Linked DNA regions of Homo sapiens: region 2 is linked to region 1. A link is a contact called in ENCODE Hi-C data. All regions are on one chromosome and are shown on one strand. Each heading gives the region's core, a stretch centred on a gene start or an enhancer-like site at or near the end of the contact. The rest is flanking DNA. Distances are from core to core; before and after follow the strand shown.

Evidence for each region. Hi-C counts contacts between places; a loop is a spot of excess contacts on that map. Pooled maps may share reads with other maps.
Region 2: a loop to region 1 is called in a map of K562, with 2.8 times the contacts of the local background. The contact joins the promoter of LINC02722 here to the enhancer-like site in region 1. A Hi-C loop is called at or near these places in 3 of 168 maps with a recorded cell type or tissue (CD8-positive, alpha-beta T cell, K562 and naive thymus-derived CD4-positive, alpha-beta T cell) and 8 of 50 pooled maps.

Annotation. Positions count from the first base shown.
Region 1 is chr11:34,173,081-34,176,456 of GRCh38, reverse strand. ABTB2 (ankyrin repeat and BTB domain containing 2) reads left to right here. Exons shown (of 17, transcript NM_145804.3): 4 at 3,150-3,302. Among named protein-coding and RNA genes, the nearest start is that of NAT10, 69 kb to the right of the region's middle. RefSeq lists enhancers at 1,031-1,951, 1,952-2,874. Within about 2 kb of position 1,541, at least 7 of the 41 ENCODE cell types and tissues checked have a DNase peak (open chromatin) inside an H3K27ac peak, as active enhancers do.
Region 2 is chr11:33,803,014-33,806,389 of GRCh38, reverse strand. LINC02722 (long intergenic non-protein coding RNA 2722) reads right to left here and starts at 1,622. Exons shown (of 3, transcript NR_187444.1): 1 at 1,516-1,622; 2 at 1,304-1,393; 3 at 710-1,098.

The DNA of each region.
Region 1 (3,376 bases), core at 292-2,791:
CAGGCTGGTCATATTTCAGAGAATACAGAGATGAGGAAGTCATTGTTCCCGTGCTTAGAAGGAACAGTCTGGTTAGGAAGACAACATGCATTCATGGCTATTGCTGTAAAGGAAAGTTTTCAGTGATCTCAGAGCAGGAAGATATTTCTTTCTCTTTTTTTTTTTTTTTTTTTTTTTGAGACGGAGTCTCACTCTGTCACCCTGGCTGGAGTGCAGTGGCATGATCTCGGCTCATTGCGATCTCTGCCTCCCAGGTTTAAGCGATACTTATGCCTCAGCCTCCTGAGTAGCCGGAACTACAGGTGAGTACCACCACGCCCGGCTAACTTTTGTATTTTTAGTAGAGACGGGGTTTCACCATATTGGGCAGGCTGGTCTCGAACTCCTGACCTTGTGATCCACCTGCCTCAGCCTACCAAAGTGCTGGGATTACAGGCGTGAGCCACCGCACCCAGCCCCCCTTTTTTTTGGGGGGGTGGGGAGAGAGAATCTGGGAAGGCTTCTGAAGCAGGTGGCATTGGAATGGAGTCTTGAAGGATAAATAGGATCTAGACAAGCAGGGGTGAGAGCTGTTCGTTCTCATGCATAGATGGGAGCAGGCAGGGTGGGCCTGAGGTCCATGAGTGCTGGTGGTGTGTCCTGGTAACAGGGGTGAGTCACGGCAGGAGATAGGGTGAGGTGAGGTTCTGGGAGTCCTTGAGGGCCAGAGATAGTGAGGCTTTACTGGCCTGTGGCCCTCCCCTTCATACAGATTGGTATGCTCAGTGGACCAGTTAAGTGGTTCAAACCCAGGAATATTGGAAATGACAGAACCAGAACATCAGAATACCTTCCCAAAGGAAAGACCTTTAAGATCACTTCTGATTACAGAAAATCCCTAACTTATGATGGTGCAACTTACAATTTTTCAGCTTTACAGTGGTGTGAAAGCGATATGCATTTAGTAGAAACTACTTCGAGTACCCACACAACAATTCTGTTTCACTTTCATACAGTATTCAGTAAGTTACACTGATGTTCAACATTATTATAAAACAGGTTTTGGCTTATATAATCTTGCCTAACTGTAGGCTAATGTAGGTGTTCTGAGCATGTTTAAGGTAGGCTATTCAGTAGGTGAGGTGTATTCAATGCGTTTTCGCTTAGGATATTTTCAACTTACTATGGGTTTATTGGTATGTAACCCCATCCTAAGTCAAGGAGCATTTATATTTGTTTGCCACTTTTTAAAATAAAAGCATTCTTTGCCCTCAAGGAGAGAAGAAACTTTTAGAACTCTGGAGATGACCCGAGCTTTTGGAGACCTGAGATAGGGGTTCCGAGGGCAGCCCAGGCTGACTCCCTGGAGGTGGCTTACTTCCTAGCCAAGGAGAGAGAATGGACATCTTTTCCCTGGCGGGAGCACTTAGCTGCATGTCAAGGGGAGAGACCACAGTGACCGCACAGGCGGGACGCTCCAAGAGCCCCGAGGGAGTTGGGGTGGCTGGAGGCCTGGCCGCCTGCCCCTGGCTGCCTGCCCGCTCCCTGGCTTAATTTGTAAGGAAGGACAAGAGTGGCATCGGGAAGGGCTGGGAACAGGCAGGAGCCGGGAGGCTGACTTTTGGGCTGTCATCAGAGAGAACAGCATGAGTGAGGGACAGGGCTCCAGGGCTGCCTTGTTCCTGTGATGGAGCAGGGAAAGAGCTCCGTCCATTCTGGGCAGAGCAGGTGGGTGTCCCACGAAGTCATGAAGCCACAGGCTGCCATCCGGGCCCCTCGGTGGCGGGGAGGTCTGTTGGACGGCGAAGTGGTCTCCTGAGGGGGCTCCAACACGGAGCCTTGCCAGAGCTGGCAGAGGACAGAAACGCGTCCCCGCCCCCCAGCTGAATCTGAGCCGCTCGCCGAGGGCAGGGGCGGGCGCGGCCTGAGCCGCAGTCAGGGCCCAGCACAGGCTGTGCACATGGCGTCCCCTGGTGGCACAGAGCGGGCCTCATGAGCGGCGCCCCGGGAGTTTGCAGCTCTAAGCCTGCCGCCGCCTTTCCCTGCTTTTGTGGGCTCTTAGTGATACTCGGACCCGCTAGGACCATTCCTCCCTGTGGGACTTGAAGCCGCTACTCTTTTTCTTTCTTTTTTTTTTTTTTTTTTTTTTTTTTGAGACGGAGTCTCGCCCTGTCGCCCAGGCTGGAGGGCAGTGGCGCGATCTCAGCTCACTGCAAGCTCCGCCTCCCGGGTTCACGCCATTCTCCTGCCTCAGCCTCCAGAGTAGCTGGGACTACAGGCGCCCGCCACCAAGCCCGGCTTATTTTTTGTATTTTTTAACAGAGACTGTGTTAGCCGGGATGATCTCGATCTCCTGACCTCGTGATCCACCCACCTTGGCCGCCCAAAGTGCTGAGGTTACAGGCGTGAGCCACCGAGCCCGGCCGAGGCCACTACTCTTTTCTGAGCACCAAACTGGGGGCAACCTGGCCTGGCACACGAAGTGGTGTCAGCCCACCTCAGTCTAGGTGCCAGATGAGGAAGGAGTGGTCATTAATGTTGTACAACAGCCTAATATGCATCATCCCATTTGGCCTCATGACAGCCTCCATAAGGAGGTATCACACGTGTGCTACAGATGGAGAACCAGACTCGAGTGTGCTTGTCGGAGGGGATGGTGACCTGACCCTGCTGGTGGCAGCCCTGGGTTTGGACCTGGGTCTGTGAGACTCTTAGCTGTGCAGCCTCTCCCCTCTGCATAGAAGAACACTTGGCGACCCTGACTGAACTCTTTGGAGGGGGAAAGGTCCCCAATTCCACACACTGGGGAACTGCTCCTTCCCTGGGCCACCTGAGGGCCCTCAGGTTCTGCTAATGGCCCATGATGGAAATTCCTTCTGTGCATTGCAGGTAGTCGGGGTCTCTGTGAGCAGAAAGAGCAGGTCCCTTGCAAGGGGTGATCAGCCTTGGTTGCCACTTGTGAGCATGTGTGTGCTTAAGGGGTCCCCTGCTGCCCTTCAGGGAGCACTCTCTCTAGGCCTGACCCTCTGCTGCCCAGCAGGGAGCCCCCCACCCTAGGACTGACCCTCTCTCTGCTGCCCCACAAGAAGCACCCTCCCAGGCCTGACCCTCTCTCTGCTGCCCTGCAGGGACCCCACCCCAGGCCTGACCCTCTCTCTGCTGCCCCACAGGCCCTTCATGCTGCTGCCGCCCCTCATGGAGTGGATGCGCGTGGCCATCACCTACGCAGAGCACCGCCGCAGCCTCACCGTGGACAGCGGCGACATCCGGCAGGCAGCCCGGCTGCTGCTGCCTGGTCTGGACTGTGAACCTCGGCAGCTCAAGTATGAACCAGGGAGGAGGGAGGGCCCCGGCATCCATGACCTGCCCCCAGCGGCTCCCCTCTGCTCGCTTCTTC
Region 2 (3,376 bases), core at 373-2,872, 370 kb after region 1:
TTGGGAGGCCGAGGTAGGAGGATTGCTTGAGGCCAGGAGTTTGAGACCAGCCTGGGCACAAAGTGAGACCTGTGTCTCTTTAAAAAAAATTTTAAAAATTAGCTGGGTATAGTGGTGCTTGCCTGTAGTGGCGCACCTTTAAACCCTGACCTGTCTGGCTAAAGTATTTCATGAAGCCTGTAGTCCAGATACTTGGGAGGGTGAGGTAAGAGGATCACTTGAGCCCAGGAGTTCGAGGCTGTGGTGAGTGATGATTGCGCCAGTGCACTCCAGGCTAGGTGACAGAGTGAAACCTTGTCTCAGAAAAAAAAAAGAAAGAAAGAAAAAGAAATAGCTGCAGATTATTGATCTCCACCTTTTTGCAATAAGATTTTATTCTAGCATCCTTCTCCTTGCTGCCCATGTGCCCATTGGCTTTTCAGCTTTGTTTTTGAGAGAAAATATGAACACACACCCCTCCACTTGAGTTGTAGTATACTCACTATACAGGCCAAAGGTAACGTTTAGCTTCATAAAATTCCATCTGAACATAGACAATCATTGTCCAAAACTCACAGTCAAGAATTGTGATTGTTTGCCTTCCATTGGTTGGGTTGATTCCAACAAGACCTTTGCTACTTAAAATAGGGTCCCAGCATCAGGAACACATTAGCATCACTTGGAAGTTGTTAGAAATGCAGAATCTTAGTCCCCATCTCAGACCAAAGAATTAGAATATGTGCTTTAATAAGATACCTCAGTGACACACATGCAAAGAAAAGTTTCAGAAATGCTGGATTATCAAGCTGTTCAAAGTTTGTGGTTCTTCTGAGTAAAGCAGAGTACTCATGGCTGGGTCTGGAAAAGCTTTTCTCTTACAACTCTTCATGAAATCTTAACTGAATGTGAAAAGGCTAAAAAAAGGTTTAGTTAGTAATTTTCCAAGTAATCATGTTCGACAGGCCTGTATACTGCTTACAAAATTCGCATTGGTCTTATTTCTCTGATGAATGCCACATACTCACTTCTCTTTACCTGTTTCATGTTTGCATAGGTCCAGCAAAGGTATGTCTGGTTGGTCAGTATCACTGAGCTGTGGCCATGTTTAGAGGCTCATTCCTAGAAAAATCAATTAACTTTCAATTAGCAATTAACTTTCATTGCAAACGAAATGAAACAAAACAAAGAAAACCACCTTTAAACCTTGACCTGTCTGGCTAAAGCATTTCATGAAGCCATGGAAAACCACACGGTAAAGGATAAAGGATGGGTAAGTATTGAATATACTACAGATGTAGATTAGTGAAGAGAAAGGATAACTTACCTCTTTCATGGGCGATCAACTCACAAGAGCTCCTCATATGATGACAGCTGGTGGCTGGAATCAGCTCACTTTTGAAGCTCTGATTCCTCCCTAAGCAAGCAAGCAATCATGTGGTGTGTGTGTGTGTGTGTGTGTGTGTGTGTGTGTGTGTTGTTGTTGTTGATGGTTTCCTTTTCCAGAAAAAAAAAAGATAACTAAATTAGATTTCTTACCATTATCATTTTTATATTAGTTTAGATATAAAAAGCCAGGTTTCTGAAGATTTGACTACCATTAAACAAGATGAAAAAGACTTGATAGACCAAATAATGGTGAGGTTGTAGGCAAAACTAAAGGCTGCCCTTTTATATCCAGTCAGCCAAATTGCCCTCCCAACACTGGATGTCACAGACTCTAAACCAAATAATGAAATGTTACAGCTGGCAGAGCTCGTAAAAATCTAGTCTAACACCTTATTTGTTCATGATGTAGTGTAGATGACACTAAGAAATTAAAGTGACTGGCTATCAAACCAAAAACTAGCATCTGGGTCTTCTGATTTGGAATCAAGCATTATGATTGTCTGAACCGCTCTATACACAAAACATAATACCTCTCCTTATGGAAAAACAGCAACAAAACAACAAAAATACATAAGGGCAGGGACTGTGACTGTTTATCGCTTGATCTCAGATAGCAGAAAATCATGTATTTACTAGCACTCAATAAATACTTGTTGAATGACTTGCAACAGATGAAGATTTGTTAAATATCTACAGAGGGTAATTATCTACTGTAGATATTAGTTATATTACAAGTACATATTACTATATAATTATATATTACTATAATTAGGCAGTATATGGGGGCATGTTTACATTATTACTTTCATTTTATACTACTTTATTATCACTACCATTATTATTATTATTATTGTTGTTGTTATCAGAGTCGTATACAGCTAACACATAAGGCAAAGATAGAGGTCATCATTTTCCCTCATTTGGGAAAGAAGAAAAGGAAGACTGCTAGAAACTGGGTGTATATCATTCCTTGGAACCTGTAGATTTCTGGCTCTGCCTTTTACTGCCATTTACAACCAACCCTGGCACATAATAAATGCTAGATAAATGGCAGCTGTGAGTATCACCACTGCTGTTGTCACCATGTTACCATCATGGCTTTGTGCCAAGCCTAGTGCTCCATCTTTTCTTTTTAATTTTTTTGGGGGACTTGAGGGGACGAGGTCTTGCTTTGTTGCCCAGACTGTTGTCTCAAATTCCTGGGCTCAAGCGATCCTGCCTCGGCCTCCCAAAGTTCTGGGATTACAGGCTTGAGCCACAACACCCGGCCACCTGCTCCATCTTGATTTTCCCCTGACCCACATGGATCCCATGAATCTACCATAACAACTACTTCTCCCTAGGTGGACTGACCTCTCTGAACTTTGGCACTCACATTTTACATAGATTACAAAGCACCTGCTTAGTCTCCTCCTGTCTAGTCAAATTACCAAGAACAATTTTCAGGTTTTGGATTTTTTTTTTTAATCGAGTTTGTGAGACCCAATACAAATAAATTAACATGTACATCAGGCACTAGAGCAACAGACAGACACAGAGGAGAGAATGAATATATCTGAGTGTAGGACCCCAAAGAGGGCTGAACTGATCCTGACACCAGCAGGGACCCAGGAACCTTCTAAGCCAACTTTTCCCGAGGAATATTCCTCAGTTACTTCCTTTGTATCCACATAGCACTTATGTTAGTGGCATTTAGACCAAGTCAGAGGATTCCTACAAATTCAGAGGGCTTTTTTTTTCCTTTTCTTTTGTTGGTAAGAGAAAAAATATATTTTAATGATTCAATCAAGGCAAGTTTTAGGGGTACAGGTCACGTTTGGCCATGTGCTTGACTGTTTTAGAAGTCACAAGACGGGGTCACAATGAATATATCAATCAGGATGTCTATGGACCCAAGCCTCACATGATATGTTATAGAAGGTAACTGACACCTTCCATAACAATTACACAGAGTGATAAAAGAACAGAGTAATAATAGTGATAACAGCAGCCATGTAAGCTCTGGTTCCAG